Regions from separate parts of the Homo sapiens genome. Here region 2 is linked to region 1. A link is a loop called in an ENCODE intact Hi-C map of the cell type or tissue named here. Cell type or tissue: OCI-LY7. All regions are shown on one strand. Region 1 overlaps ST6GALNAC3 (ST6 N-acetylgalactosaminide alpha-2,6-sialyltransferase 3). Region 2 overlaps ST6GALNAC3 (ST6 N-acetylgalactosaminide alpha-2,6-sialyltransferase 3).

What was found. A loop is a pair of places that touch in the nucleus more often than their neighbours do. Peaks named below come from ENCODE experiments on the same cell type or tissue, not always from the same donor. Only the 100,000 strongest peaks of a DNase experiment are listed, where the experiment ranks them.
Region 2: a loop joins it to region 1, with 2.8 times the contacts of the local background. A loop is called at or near these places in 2 of 110 quality-filtered maps.

Annotation. Positions count from the first base shown.
Region 1 is chr1:76,285,809-76,293,808 of GRCh38, forward strand. All of the region lies in intron 1 of ST6GALNAC3 (ST6 N-acetylgalactosaminide alpha-2,6-sialyltransferase 3), which reads left to right. Among named protein-coding and RNA genes, the nearest start is that of ST6GALNAC3, 220 kb to the left of the region's middle. In OCI-LY7, a CTCF peak has its summit at 3,766; DNase peaks (open chromatin) are centred at 73 and 6,763; H3K4me3 peaks cover 2,607 bases; H3K27ac peaks cover 2,840 bases.
Region 2 is chr1:76,215,572-76,223,571 of GRCh38, forward strand. All of the region lies in intron 1 of ST6GALNAC3 (ST6 N-acetylgalactosaminide alpha-2,6-sialyltransferase 3), which reads left to right. Among named protein-coding and RNA genes, the nearest start is that of ST6GALNAC3, 140 kb to the left of the region's middle. In OCI-LY7, no CTCF peak of the experiment used is centred here; a DNase peak (open chromatin) is centred at 3,850; H3K4me3 peaks cover 1,381 bases; H3K27ac peaks cover 2,309 bases.

The DNA.
Region 1 (8,000 bases):
GATACATGCAGAGTGAGAAACAGGGACAGAGAGACAGAGGGAGATGAAAACAGACACACATGCCCACACACAAAGAGAGAAACAGGCAGACACACACCCCCGCGCCCCCTCCCCCATCTGGACCCGCCCCACCAACATCCTGACAGATACAGGAAGGCAGAGAGAATGAGACAGATGGAGACACAGGAAAGACATGCAGAACTAGACTGACAGCCATAGGCTAAGATGTCACAGGGAACATTCTACTGGAAGGAGGCAGCCATCAGCTTGGTCTTACTTGTTTCAGCCTCCCAGGATCAAATATGTCTGAAGAGTAACAGGCCTTTCCATCCACTCTTTATTTTTAGCCACAGAGGAAACAGTAAGAGAGAAGAGGGCAGATGCTTCTGTTTACCAGGATTTTAATTGGCTACCTTTGGAGCCTGTGGGCCTAAGCTATGACTATTGTCTAGAAGCTTTGGGAGAAAGGTAAAACCACAGTGTAAAATCACAGTGGAAGCTTGGAGCTGAAATGATTATTGTATCTTCTCTAACCTTATACCCAGTAATGATGTGTTTGTAAGGCCAGTGGTCCAATTTTTTCTGCAGAGTGAACAAACCAGTGGCTCCCCCACTACCTCCATAGAGATGTTTTAACACAGACACATTCTAAACAGCAAACTACATCGGACGCCAGTCTCCTATAAATGCTAGAGAGTAGGCCTCCTCCTGGCCTTTATTTTTCCATGTTCCTGGATATATGAGAGTCTCAAGAGGGAGGTTTGATGCCAACCCCTGCCCTTGACCTTGGGCAACCTTCTTCCCCTTTGTGGGTGGAATGAGGTGCCATGACTTGTTGCTTTTATTCACAAAGTGCCTCACTTGTTTATATGAAGCCACCGGCCTCATGGCCATGCCTCAGCCAAACCAACTGGGAATTATGAAGATTGGTTTGAGGCAGGAAGTGTCCTGGCTCTAGACCTAGGACAGCTGCTTTGATTGTGAGTGCACCAGGAAAGTGGGACAATTGAAGCATGAGGACCTTGTCATTTAATTGAAAGTCACAGAGTTCCTTTTCACCTGTGTCATCTCTGGAAAACTGGAGAGAGATGATCTATACAAGACCCAGTAAGATACACACCATTTAAAATGCCCTACAAGAAGTCACAGTGAAATGAAATAATTTACACCAAAAGGTGTATGTTCTTCAATCTTCTCTGAATTCTGGACTTCTGATCTTGCCAGAGATAGTTGTTAGAAGAAATTGATGATAACTTTTTTAAAAAGAAACAAGTTTTAAAACTAGAACTAGCTCAGCCTTCCCTTCATTCAAGGTTGGATAAGCAGTAGTCAGTGAGAACTTGGGAAAATAGTCTTGAAGAGGAACTGTGTTCACATGTCCTTAGTCATGAAAATCATTTTTAGGTGAAGTGATTTCTCATTTTGCACAAATGATTATAGAGTGTGTCTGTTTGTGAACTTGGTCATAATTGCTGCCCAACATCATTATGGCGATAATTTGTTTAGCTAAGAGAATAAGAGCAGTTGAAGTTATTTTTAAGTTTGCATTTTGTCAGTTGTAGGTTTTCTTTTTTCTTCCTTTTTTTTTTTTTTTTTGCATTTGATGGCACCAGCTGAGTGTGGGATGGTGCACAAATCCCCTCAGAAATGGAGTTATTTGGTCACAGTAAACTGAAGCCTCTCCCCAACCGCCAAGATAACAGCAATTACTTTGGATTCATTTTAGTAGGTGTGAAAAGCTCATCTGTTTAAAAGATGAGTACTCTGGTTTATATAGGATCCTCTGGTAGCAGCAGGTTAATTAAAGAATGATTCTATCATCCCTAGCCTAAATCGCAGGCATTATAAAAGCCAGCCTGCTTTATGACTGTCATGTGAGAAATGTGCACACTGATACCCCAGAATTTGAGCATTGTTAAAAGTTAGTCCATTGGGTGTGTTTGTTCTTCACATTATCCAGAGCATCTGCCAGTTTCTTCTTTCTTGATTATATGCACCTTTGCAAACAATAGTACAGTTAGCAACACTCTTCTAAGTGTGCCACATTTAATTTGGGGTGAGAATACAGCTTTAATTCCATTTTACAGATGAAGAAATGGAGGCACAAAGTTGTTAAGTACCTTTGTCCAAGGTCCTAGAGTTTGTGAGCAGCAGAAGGGGTTTAGCAATCAGCCTGCCTTGGGAGCCATGTGCTTATTACCTACAATTCACTGCCCAACTGAGAAGTAGCATGGGAGATCACCTCTCCCACTCATCTTTGAGATGCTGATTCATTATTTGACTAAGAGGCCAGACTCTTCTGCTTACCAGGATTTTAATTGGCTACCTTTGGAGCCTGTGGGCCTAAGGTATGACTGTTGTCTAGAAGCTTTGGGAGAAAGGTGAAATCACTGTAAAATCACAGCGGAAGCTTGGTGCTGAAATGATTATTGTATCTTCTCCAACCTTATACCCAGTAACGATGTGTTTGTAAGTCCAATTTTGTGTTTGTGGTCCAATTTTTTCCTGCAGAGTGAAAAAAATAATGGCTCCCCCACCACCTTGATATGGATGTTTTAACACTACACATTCTAGACAGCAAACTACATCAGAGACCAGTCTCCTCATCCCTGGAGGCATCACACTGTGTGCTGGGCTCTGGACAAAGTAACTAGAAGTATAAGTTCTAAGCAGTCCTCACCACTAAGTAACTTGTGGTATAAGAGAGGGAATGGCACACATAATTGTCAAGTCAACCCTTACTGCAAAGAAGTTCAGATGGGTGGTGCAAGCAGTAACTGCTGTGGAAGCTCAGATGAGGAAGAAAACAGGTCTGGCTGAATGGTATGGGTCTCCAAGAAGAGGGCAGGATGTGTGCTTGTCTGAGTTTGGGGATAAGATTCAATTTTATTCTAAAAAAAATTGCACTTGGATGAATAGAGAGAAGAACATGCCATGTGCAGAGATGTGAGCAGGACTCTGTGAATGTAAAACACAGGTGATGGTCAGAGTCAGATGGGAGAGCTCTATTTTGGGAGTCCTGGATGAGAGGCTGAAAAGATACCCACCGACCCATGCTCTATTATAGCGAGCAGAAAAATGAACACATTGTGGTTTGCTCATTTCATATATGAAAGTGTGGGGCTCAAAAATCTGATTACTGTGTATGTCACGTAGAACCACACTTCCCCCTCCAAAGTACGTCTCATGCCATTGTATATTCACATCTTGTCTAAGAAGAAACTGTATCTCTAAGTGCCATAAACTCCAATAAAAGCAGGTTTGTTCTTTCCTCCCACTTGTGTTCCTGAAACCTATGTTTATAGGACCTTATGTTACTTACACTTTGGTGTGTTACCTTTAATCTCAACCTCTATTTGCTACAAACACCACTGAAAGGTGACAGTTTCATGTGGGATAAACTCTATTGATCTCTGTCTGTAAGGCAAGATGTTTTTCTCAAGCATTTTTGGGCACATTTTCTCTGAGAGGTAGCATAGGGCAGTGGTCATGAGCATAGATGGAAGTCAGACTGTCTGGGTTCTGATCCCAGCCCTGGCACTTATTGCTAGGCAACCTATGGTATGTACTTAACTTCTCTGTGCTTCCGATTACTCATGTTTTTAAAGATTAAATTCAGGCACCATGCTTTAAGAAGCACCTGGCACATAGTATGGAATAGTTAGCTTACATCATGGGTTCCCAGCAGGGGTGATAGCACCCTCAAGGGGGCAAAAAGTTTAAATTCAGGAATGGTTTCATTAGGAAAACATTTGCTTAGTGAGGCTTCTTGTGGGGCTGAGGGGTAAGAGGGATGAGTGGAGAGGAAAAAAGTGGTCCAGAAACCCCTGGGTTGCACCAACCCCATTAAGTTGGACCTGATGAAGCATTGATAGAAGGAATCCCAAAAGAGGTTTACATGTTGTACTTGGAGGCCCGTAACCAATAGAGGGTTTAATCAACAGGCTTTTTACCTAGGGCCTGATGTAGGCTCCGCCTTAAGGCCATCACATTCACTGCTTGGTTATGTGCACAGGGAGGGAACCAGTGGAAGCCCAACCCCCCTTCCACAGGGTTCTTGAAGCTAGTCATGAAGGGAACAGAGGGAGGAGGGAATGAGTTGCTTTGCCTGCCTTGCCTGAGGTGGAAATGGCTGTGATAGATGTGGTGTGACCTGGGCAGAGTGAATAGTAAAAGTTCACATCTACCCAGGATTTTCTGTTTTTCAGAGTAGTTTCACACTCATTATCTCACAAGCACTCTTTCTCTTTTGAAATAGTTTTTAGTTACACATGTAGTAAAGAAATGCATTCCTTTGTAAGAAATTGAAGTATTACTGATAAAAGTAAAAATGCCCCATGAGCCACATCTGGTTCCAGTTCCCTGCTCCCTCCACAGGATTAACCCCTGTTAGCACTGTGTGTGTCCAGCACTTGTTTCTATTCATTTATGCTCAGGTAAGACTATTTTAAAAAGTACACTATTGCTGTGTAGATCCTTTAACACTAAGGATATCAAACTATATGTAATTTTCTACTTCAAGCTTTTTTTAAAATCATAATATGTCTTGGAGATGGTTCCATAATAAAACATTCAGATCTACCTCACTCCTTTCAATGACTGCATGCCCATGGAATGAATACCTCATTATTTATTTAGCCATCTTACTTTCTGGTAAATACTGATATTGTTTCTGTTTTGATTTTTTTAACCACAGCTACGAATGCCACCTCTTTGGGTATGTGGGTACGTGTCTACAGCTGCTCATTGAGGCAGATATTATCTTTACAGCAAAGGAGACTGAGGCTCAGAGAGGTGACACAGGCAGTGAATAGCATGTCCAGGACCAGAAGCCAGGTCTTTTTTGTTTTAAATCCAGGTTTGATGGATTTTCTTCCCTCATTCCACAGCTACCTCCCACCCTTATCTCATACTGGGACATTTGCATTTGGCAACTGATTTCCTAGCAGTAACATCCCTGGGGTGGCCCTACATGTCGCTGCTCCTTTTCTCACTGTAGATGATGGATCAGCTGCTGTGTGTCCCTGAAGGAAGGCAGCTTTCAGGAGGTGGACAGCTGTGTGTGAATAAAACAGGGGAGGAGGGGATCCACACATACCTGTCCTGACCTATTTACCGAGCGAGCTGTTGAGCCAAAGCAGCACCGTGTTATCTAACCACAGCTAAAATTTGAAAGGTCCAACTGAGAAATGTCAGGAGGAAGTAACACTTGAATTATTAAGGAAGTAGGTACTAAAGGAGATGGAGAAGAATAACCTATGAAACCGGCTTGTTTTGAGCAGGAAAGGAGGAGATGGATGTTCTAAGTGACCGCCATAACTTGAAAATAAAGTGGTTCCTGGGGCCTACTAAATGTTTAAATTTCAGAGAATCCAAGCTTCTTTTTGATGAGCCTTCTTCAGTATTTTACAACGGCATATCGAAAGGGTTTCTTAATTAAAATCCCCAGCACGTTGGAGGGGCGGGCTGATTGAGGCTGCAGTGCCTGCAGGCAGGGTGCCCACCTCCATCAGCCACGCCAGCCGAAGGGGCATCCTGCAGCTCCTCTGTCAGAGGGATTCCTGCCGGAGCACCTCCTGGCAGAGAGCATGAGGCCCGGCCAATTCAATGTGGCCTCGCTGCCCCAGCCCAGCCGGGACACTCCCCAGGACCCAATTAGCAGATTGGAAATCGCATCCAAGTATGTTACAATCACCAAGTTAAAGAGGAATAACAGACATGAAAGAATCAAGTGGGAAAAGAACATTTTGGATCCCGAAAGAGCAGGCTGCTTGTCGGAGTTCTAACGAACCGAAACAAAATAAGTAGTAGCTCCTTAAGCCTCTTTTCTAACACTGCTGGGATTGGTTAGTGTAGAGAAAAGCATTGAAATTGCAAAAGAAAAAAATGCTTATTGTTCCTATGTTCAATTTGTTATTTAATATAACTTGTTTTTTAGGAATTTAATAAAAAAAAAGGGAGGGCATCATTAATTTTACATTCTGCAAGAAAATGAAAAATGATCTGCTGATTAGTGATGTGCAATTTGTTCCTTGAACATCTCCAGTAATGTGTGAATGTCACATTACATAACACTTATAATGATTAAACCAGAAGATGAAATAAGATAGGATAGATCTTGTGTTCTTTCCTTGACTGGTGGACAACTCATCTCATTAATCTCTCTTTGGCTTGCAGCCTTAAATTGAATAAGCCGTGTTACTGGGGGAGATTTATGGCCAAAAGACTTAGCAGCCTCACTGAGGAAATCTTATAGCACCATTTTGAGAGCTCTCCAAGATAATTCTTGGGATTTGTATTAATTGTAGCTTGTCATAAAACATTGCCCAAACCAGAAATGAGCAATGAACCTTCTCAGGAACTTAATATTACAGCAACATTGAAAATATGCACTTCTTGATGTTCCATCTCATGAGATGTTAAAACATTCTGAGTCCCAATTTAAAATTATTATATTAGAAATGGTAGCTTCAGTAGAGTGGGAAATGATAGCTTCAGTAGAGTGGGAAATGATACACTGATACACCTGGGCACTGAGGAATGTTTGTAGAAAACCAGTGGGCTTTCAATATCACAAGGGCAGTCCTTCGCAGAGCAGTGAGCAGGATGTCCCTATGAAATGTTTGTAGAAAGAATGAACCAACTGGTAACCATGAGTCCTCTTTTTAAAATATAAGTTCTCTTTGTGGTTGAATTTCTGACACTTGGTGTATAAGTACCAGTAAGTAAGATTGGCTTACTTGTTGCAATTTTTAAAGGAAGTGCCTTGCCACAGCCAGAACCAGTGGCCTGGAACTAAAGTTGAAAAGAGGTTAGATTTAATAAGTCATCCAATATATACAAGATTTCCCTTTAGCAGTCATCAGTAAGCCTTGCTTGATGACTTATTCCATTTGGGGTGTTCACTTCCTCTCACCGTAGCATGTTTATTACTGGACTCTGGGCTCCTTGAATGCGATTCTGTGCCCTTTTCTGTAGCCCCACATGTCAGTTATGCACAGGACACACTAAATGCTCAACAAACACTTTCTGATATATAAAACCAAAATTATTGTTTATATGAAGTCAAAATCTACCTCCTTGAACTTCCATTTGGTGGACCTAGTTCTATCTTCTGCACAAAAATAAACATGTCAACTCCCTCTTCCCTGTGAGTATTTTGAGGCTTAATCACTCCTCAAGTCTTCTCTGTGCCAGATTAATCCCTAGTTCCCTAAATTAATTATTTTCTTAAGCTGCCATGTCAATCATTTTGTGCTTCCTGGTCAACTAAAACCTCAGGTTTTTCTTAAGTAATATAAAGGAAACATTTCCCCTCATCTTTTATTGGAGTCATGTTTTCCTTTTAATCTTTTTAACTGAATCCTACTTACCATTTTCAATTTTAATGATACTGCTTAACCAATCTTTCTACCTTACTGAGAGTTTTTCAAATGCTGATTTTGCCAATAATGCTGTTACCATGGTGTTGTATCTTTTGCAGATTTGATCAACAGTACTGGCATCAGAAAAACACAGATGCTTTGGTAGGTGTCATCAGGGTCCTCATCTCTCCCTATGCTGGCATTGATCTATCACCTTATGTGATCTTTAGCCCCATACAAATTCTCATATGGCATTAGAAGTAACTTTAGAAAATATTAAATCCATTTGTCCTCTCTATTGATACTATACATGAGGAAACTGAGTCCCAAAGAGCCCATGGCCACATTACTGGTTAATAGAAACACTCATATTAGAACTAAGGTCCAAGTGACACCAAAGGCAGGTGTCCTTTCCTGTTTATCATAGCTGCCAGTCTTTATATTATTCACAAGGTCAATGCAAGAAACATTTAAACATCTCGTTGGAATCCCAACATATTGTGATAGGTTTCCTATTACGTGAGGGTTATGTACCACTGTCAATTAGAAGATAAAGCAAAGTGGTGGCCTTTTTTATCTCTTATTCTAAGATCTTCAGTAAAATTCCTTCTGTTTCTAAATATAAAGCTTTAAAAC
Region 2 (8,000 bases), 70 kb before region 1:
ACTTTTACGTAGTCTATTAAGTTACTTGCATGGAAAAATGCATGCTGCATGTAGTTCCGAATGCCCCACCCAAATCTTGGAGCGTATCAGGAAGAGTGTGGGGACAGTGAGTGGATGGCAATTATAAGAGACATGTTGAAGAAAACAAAAAGTTTGTCCTGAAGAAGAGTAGGAAGAGGTAACCGCCTTGAACATTGCCTGCTTGGTCTATTTTAGGAAGCTGGGTTCAGTTCTTCTCTCTGGTATTCCAGAGGATAGAAAGCAGTCCACTGGGTGGCAGCTTCAGGAGATGGATGTAGGGAAGCATTTGCTTACTACAGTGCTTTCTAGAGATGGTGGGCTTGCCAGGCGCTGGAGATTTACAAAGACCTCACAGATTTTGTTGAGAATTTAAAGGGACTTAAATGTTTATTGGCAGATTCAACTTCCAGAAGGTTTCTTTTCATCCCTCTCCTCATCTCTTACTCTTTTGCTTTCATCCACTGCCTTGGCCACACTGGTCTCATAGATGTTATTTAAGCCCCGCCATGCACCATCTCAGGGTCTTTGCACTTGCTGTTCTTCTTGGTTGAAATACTTCACCTCCAGATATCTGGACAATTTCCTCTCATGTTTTTGCTCAGATTACAACCTTTCCCTGGACTCCTTGTCCTTCTTTCTTTTTAGTGTTTCTCTATCCCCATCTCTCTTACACACACACGCACAGACACAGACTCACACACACAAATACGCATATATGTGTATGTTTTCCTCTAACAAAATATAAGCCCCACAAGGGCCAGGACTTTTGTCGGATGTGTTTGCCAATGTATCCCCAGGGCAAGTATAGTGCCAGGCTTTCAGAAATGCTCAAGCAATAATTTGTTGTTGAATAGATCTCTGGGATCTTCTGGTTCCTTGGAATTTCACCAGTGGTAGCTTGAATTTCCTATTCAGGCCTGGACAAACATCCTGTAAAGAATGCCACCTAATTTGTATCTTTGAAGGATGAATCCAATAATATGTGGGTACAGTGACCACTTTCAAGCTTTTCTTCTTTCTTCTTTTCTCCCCCTGCATCAAACAGGAACAGCATCTTCTAAAAACAAAACTTTATTCATTGGTCAGCAGTTTCATGCAACCATTGAGTGAAATCCAATGTGGAAAGGAAATCCAAAACTTTACTGCAGTGTAATTTGTTTCTTCTGTGTTGCTTTGTGTACAGTAAAGGTCAATAATGCACAGGAAAGCTAGGTTTAATTTCTTTGATGTGTAAAAATTAGTGCTTTGTCATCAGTTACAGTGGCAGGAGGACAAATCACTGGCACATAAAGTTGTTCCTGCTACATAAATTACAAATCTTGTTCGGAAAAAAAATACTCACATCATCCCTTGTTATTTTAAAAATGCCAACACTGATAAACAGTCAGCCTTGGACATGTATTAAAATCTTCAAATTGTACTAAAATAAATTTAGCCTTTTAAGATAACACCTCATTTTAATTTCATACATGATTAAATCCATCAATTCAAAGGTCTTTTAAGATGTAAGTTTTGAAATCATAATAGTACCCTCTAACTCCCTGCGAAAAACTTAAACCTCTTTCTACTTCATTAATAATGTTCTTGACAGACAAAATTTTTAAAGAAAATCCTCAGCTTTGTTTTGTGTTTTTGTGTGTTTTTCTTGAGAAGAGGAAATTAAATTATGATCATAAATCCCTTTCATTTTTAGAACTAGATTTTTCTTTTAATCATAATCCAGAGGAAGTGGAAAAAGCTTTGTGAATCAAGTTTTGTATTTCTAACATGATGACATAGTCTAAATTATTGTCCAATATTCAGCAAAATCTTTATTTCTATATGTGGCAGAACTGAATATTTTAGTCTCAGCATAAATAGTGCCTCCTCTTCCCTATCCAGGTTGATGACTGCTTCCTTGTGACTTTGCAAACACAACTTCTTCTTATTATTATTATTTCAATAGGATTTGGGAGAACCAGTGGTGTTTGGTTACATGAATATCTTCTTTAGTAGTGATTTCTGAGATTTTAGTGCACCCATCACCCAAGCAGTGAACACTGTACCCAATGTGTAGTCTTTTATCCCTCATCCCCATCCCACCCTTTCTCCTGAGTCCCCAAAGTCCATTGTATCATTCTTACGCCTTTGCGTCCTCATAGCTTAGCTCCCACGTATGAGAGAGAACATACGATGTTTGGTTTTCCATTCCTGAATTACTTCACTTAGAATAGTAGTCTCCAGTTCTATCCTGGTTGCTGTGAATGCCATTATGTTATTCCTTTTTATGGCTGAGTAGTATTCTATGGTATATATATACCACATTTTCTTTATCAGCTTGTTGGCGGATGGACATTTGGGTTGGTTTTATATTTTGGCAATTGCAAATTACGCTGCTATAAACATGCGTGTGCAATTTTTTTTTTGTATAATAACTTCTTTTCCTCTAGGTAGATACCCAGGAGTGGAATTGCTGGATCAAATGATAGTTCTACTTTTAGTTCTTTAAGGAATCTCCACACTGTTTTCCATAGTTGTTGTACTAGTTTACATTCCCACCAAGAGTGTAAAAGTGTTCCCTTTTCACCACATCCATGCCAATATTTATTATTTTTTGATTTTTTTGATTATGGCCATTCTGCAAACCCAACTTTGAATAGACTATCAAAGGTTGGGGCTGGATATGGATCTGATTACTCACCCTGGCCCCGGAGGCCACCTTCAGGCAGAGCAGTCCTGCAGCCTTTCCAGAGGAGGCAGCCTCCTGCCCATGTCAAAGACCTTGGAGGCTAGAGTATTTGCCCTTCTGCTCTAATCAAGATCTCCTTGGAAAGAAAGCTCAATCAGCAAATCTTTATTGAGTACCTTCCATCAGATAGATTCTCCAGCCCCAAGCTGGTATGGTGAGGATAACTATATCTACTGTAAAATACCTGACCTAAAGAAACAATGCAACATGTGCATATACAATTTTAAAAGAAAAGCTGTTCACCATTTTCTAAAGGAAAAATTATATCTATAATGTATGTATTCACATGTTTATTTTTATATATCAACATTTATCTGCTTTTTCTTTCCATGCCTCCCCTCTTTCCGTCCTTTCTTTTCCTCCTGGATACATCCATTCCTGCAGCTTAATTCTTATTAGCTAAGGGTTATATTGCAGATGTATGAATTAAGAGCAAAGGCTTTAGAATCTGGCAGATCTATGTTTGAATCCCAGCTCTGCCACTTCACAAAAAGATTGTTCTATTTGTTATTGTTACTGGCACTTTTATTGCCATCATTTGTAGTATAGACAATAATTACTTGTGCTATTTATGTTTATTAGTTATTTACCATATCAGGCACTAAGGGATTTGCATGTATTTTGAATTTAATCCTTGTAACAATTATATAGTGTAGGTAGTATTATCCCCATTTTATGGCTAAGGAAACTGCCTTGAGATTTTAAGTAATATGTTGCCCAAGGTCACATAATAAGTATGTAAAGGAACTGAAACTAGCTTTGTGTTTTGAACCTACGGAGATTCTCTTTATCCTCTGTAAAATGGAGATACTGATTCCTGCCATGGTAGCTAGTTGGGATGATTCAATGATATGGGATATTTCGCATTTGCAGTTTGGTTCCCTGCATATAACATATGCTCACACAGGATATGGCTGTTCCTGCTCTGCTTCTGCTACCTCCTTCAAGGTTGAATAATCTTTCTTTCTTCTCTCTTAGCTATTTCCCAGCCCCTCACTTAAGTTTATAACTATATTCTTTTCATCAACCTAGAAAACCAAATGAAGCCTGAAGTATTGAGAACTCAGGAAATGTTTTTGAGGTCCCATGTGATTCAGTGGCAAAGGCAGAGCAGGTGCAGATGCAAACCTCTGGGCTCTTAGATGTGAACCCTCTGCCTGGTGTTTTATCCTAGCTTGTCTCTGCAGCAAAGCAGGTGCTGGAGTCTGAGGGGGTCCTTGAGGCCAGCTTCCCCTGGGCACAGAAATGTGCTCTCCCTAGAACCATCACATGGCGATTTTCCTGGCGATCAGGGGCCCTAAATGGTGAAAGGGTTTTGGCCATACATCACTAAAAGTGTGTTAGTAAGAGGCATGAGGCCCCTTGGGACTGGATGTGGTGGATGTGTCATATCACATATGAAGTGGCATGATTTGATAGTGTGCCATTTTCTGTCTGTAACTAAATCAAATTCTGTGGTTGAAAAGGACTCATACATAATCTTGGTGTCCTTTAACGCAGTCATAGTTCTTGTGTTAAATAAGTTAGGATTGGAGAGTTGCATTTCTAGACCCGAGGGGAGCGGTTCTGGATCTTGCTCTGGTTTCCTGAGTTGCTGCAGCACCCAACCCTGAGCAATTCCTGTGACTCGTGGTGGTTGTTATAGAGAGGGTACACAGTGGTGAATGAGAAGGAGGCTTATTATTGTTATCTGTAGGCACCACTTTTGCTTGAAAATGTGTAATGGCAAACTCAAAAGTAGAAATACTTATTCCCTATTAATTGTCTTTTTTGTCATAACTTTTTAAAATTTTTTGGGTTCTTTGATTCAAATTTCACAAGATCTCACCTAATATGCTGGTAAATTTCACCAGAAGTATGAAGACAGAATAAACTTTCTTGAATTTTTTTCCCTGCAATGTAACAGTCTGCTTCTAGATGACTTCTTGAAGAATTATCTACCTAATTTGTATTTTTTAGGAGACATCAGAGACAGAAAAAAATTCACATTAAGGAAGATATGTGTATTATATAAGTAAATCCTCTTTGCTTACAGTTCTTTTTTAAAACAAGCATTTTATACAAAGTAAAATAACTTTAGCAGTTTGGTTCATTTTTAAAATATTTCATGCCTGCATGCATGATTAATTGAGACAATCATTCCATTTAACTAATATTTGAGGGCATACTATATGCCAGGAAATGGGGCTACTCAGGCCTTCACAGATCTTGTAATCTATCAACCAATACAAACAAATAATCAGGCCATTATAATTTAGAGGACAGTGTTTTGAGGGCACATGGCAGGATGATCTAATGCTGACTTGGTGGAGGACGCAATGACTTCCTCCTGAATGAAGTAGGGTTTAAGCCAGGTCCTGAAGGAGAGTGAGTGTTAACCTGGTGGAGCTGTTGGGGCAGGCTAGGGGCTTTGGACTAGGGAATAGCTCATGTAAATGCCTGGAGTGGGCAGCCAGCCATGGTGTTATTGTGTTCTTCTTCTTCTCAGAGATATTTACATGGGCAAGAACTTCAGATTATACTTGATTGTGACATTTGCACTTTCAAAAAACATTGCAAAACTGCCTGGTGAAAACCATCCCAGTCTTGACAGGTGCATAGTCTGATATTTCCAAAGGTAACAGTTGTCACATAGGTGGTCCTGCCCTGTTGAGACACAAGCCCGTTAAGCAGTTTATTTTCACCCCATGGCCAGATTGGCTTTGGAGCAATCAATGCAGCCTGGTGCAGCCTGGAGAAGAGATCCTACTGGATAAGGTGGGAAGCCTTTGTAAATCAAAGGTTCTAAGACTGCTCCTACTGGGAAGATAGAAGTGATGGGTGGAATGGATGGATAAGTATAAAGAAATTCTTTGGTTCTAGAACCCTCAATGTAAAAAACATTAGAGGCACACAGGTCATAATCATGTCGCATAATTTGATTAATTTCCTAAGAAACCTTAATACTACAAAGTCATATTGCATCATAAACTTACGTTTTATGGAGCAAAGAGCCCTGGGCTTGGGAAGGGTCCACAGGGTCTGGGTTCTAGTTCCAACCACATGCCCTGGGGTCAATTATTTAATAACCTATAATGAAGCTGTCGTATTCTATCACCACGACATGGATCTGGTTGTGCCAAGGTAGACATTTGAGATTACATACCGTAAAATACCGTGGAAAATAACTGTGGCTCTCACCAGCTCTAGCCTCTTTCTGGGCTTCATAGCTCCCCTTCCCCAGTGCTCCCTGAGAATGTATCATTCAGACCATCTTCTGTCCTTCATTCATAGTCATAGTCCCATGCCTCAGTGATTCAACAATCAGGCTCTCTTACCCTATTTTTGCTTACCCTTCTTTTTTCTTTCATTTCAGATGTTCAGTAACTGAAAACAAAAAAGGTTTAAGTATGATAATGAATTTTTTTCCACACTCAAGAATATAAACATTGAAAAGATTGGCCTCTTTATGCTCCCTACAATGAGTGACAGGTTCTGACTTAATTCAACTTAACTGTAGAGATTATTGGCATAAGAGTTATTAATATAAAAGTCATGACTCAAAAAATATCTCCACTATTAAATATCCCCTGCAAAACTTTATTATCCAGGTCTTGGCGTGAGCTTTGATTGTGTTGAAAGAATGAACTTGTGTTTTTGGCCCTGTAATGTGAATGATGGACAGGAGAGTGATTTTTCTGTTACTGGGTGGTCATCCTCTTGAACAAGAGGATTCTGAAAGTTTCTTTTTATATATTTGTGTATGTATTATTTTTCCTTTTCCATTTTTGATTGTAGTGAAAGTTCTATCTCTAAGCATTAAAAATTAAACATTTAAAATGTGCTTTTGCAATGGGGAAAGGACTCCCTATTTAATAAATAGTGCTGGGATAACTGGCTAGCCATAAGCAGAATAGTGAAGCTGGACCCCTTCCTTAGAAAAATCAACTCAAGATGGATTAAAGACTTATATGCAAAACCTAAAACTGTAAAAGCCTTGGAAGATAACCTAGGAAATACCATTCTGGACATAGGACCTGGCAAAGATTTCATGATGAAGATGCCAAAAACAATTGCAATAAAAACAAAAATTGACAAATGGGACCTAATTAAACTGAAGAGCTTCTGCACAGCAAAAGAAACTATCAACAGAGTAAAGAGACAATCTACAGAATGGGAGATAATATTTACAAACCAGGCATCTGACAAAGATCTAATATTCAGTATGTATAAGGAATTTTAAAAATTTACAAGCAATGCTTAATGACGAGTTAATGGGTACAGCACACCAGCATGGCACATGTATACATATGTAACTAACCTGCACATTGTGCACATGTACCCTAAAACTTAAAGTATAATAATAAAAAAACAAAAACAAACAAACAAAAAAATAATTTACAAGCAAAAAGCAAACAGCCCCTCTAGAAAGTGAGCAAAGGACATGAACAGACAGTTTTCAAAGGAAGACATGCAAACAGCTGACAAGGGATATGAAAAAATGCTCAATATCATTAATCATTAGAGAATGCCAATCAAAACCACAATGAGATACCATCTTGTACCAGTCACAATGGCTATTACTAAAAAGCCAAAAAACTCAGATGCTGGCAAGGTTGTGGAGAAAAGGGAACACTTATACATTGTTTGTGGGAGGGTAAATTAGTTCAGCCATTGTGGAAAGCAGTGGTGATTCCTCAAAGAACTTAAAACAGAATTACCATTTGCCCTAGGAATCCCATTGTATACCCAAAGAAATATAAATCATTCTACCATAAAGACACATCCATGCATATGTTTACTGTATCACTATTCAAAATAACAAAGACATGGGATCCACCTAAATGCCCATTGATGGTAGGGTGGATAAAGAAATGTGGTACATATACACCATGGAATACTATGCAGCCATAAAAAAGAACAAGATCATGTCCTTTGCAGCAACATGGATGGATCTGTAAGCCATTATCCTAAGAAAGCGAACTAATGAAGAAACAAAAACCCGAATACTGTATGTTCTCTCTTATAAGTGGGAGCTAAACAGTGAGAACACATAAACGCGAACACAAAGAGAAGAACAACAGATACTGGGGCTTATTTCAGAGTGGAAGGTGGGAGGAGAGAGAGGATCGAAAAACTACCTATCAGGTGCCATTACTGTGCTTATTACCTGGATGATGAAATAATCTGTACACCAAAACCCTGTGACACACAGTTTACCTATATACCAAACCTGCACATGTACCCCTGAACTTAAAATAAAAGTTAAAAG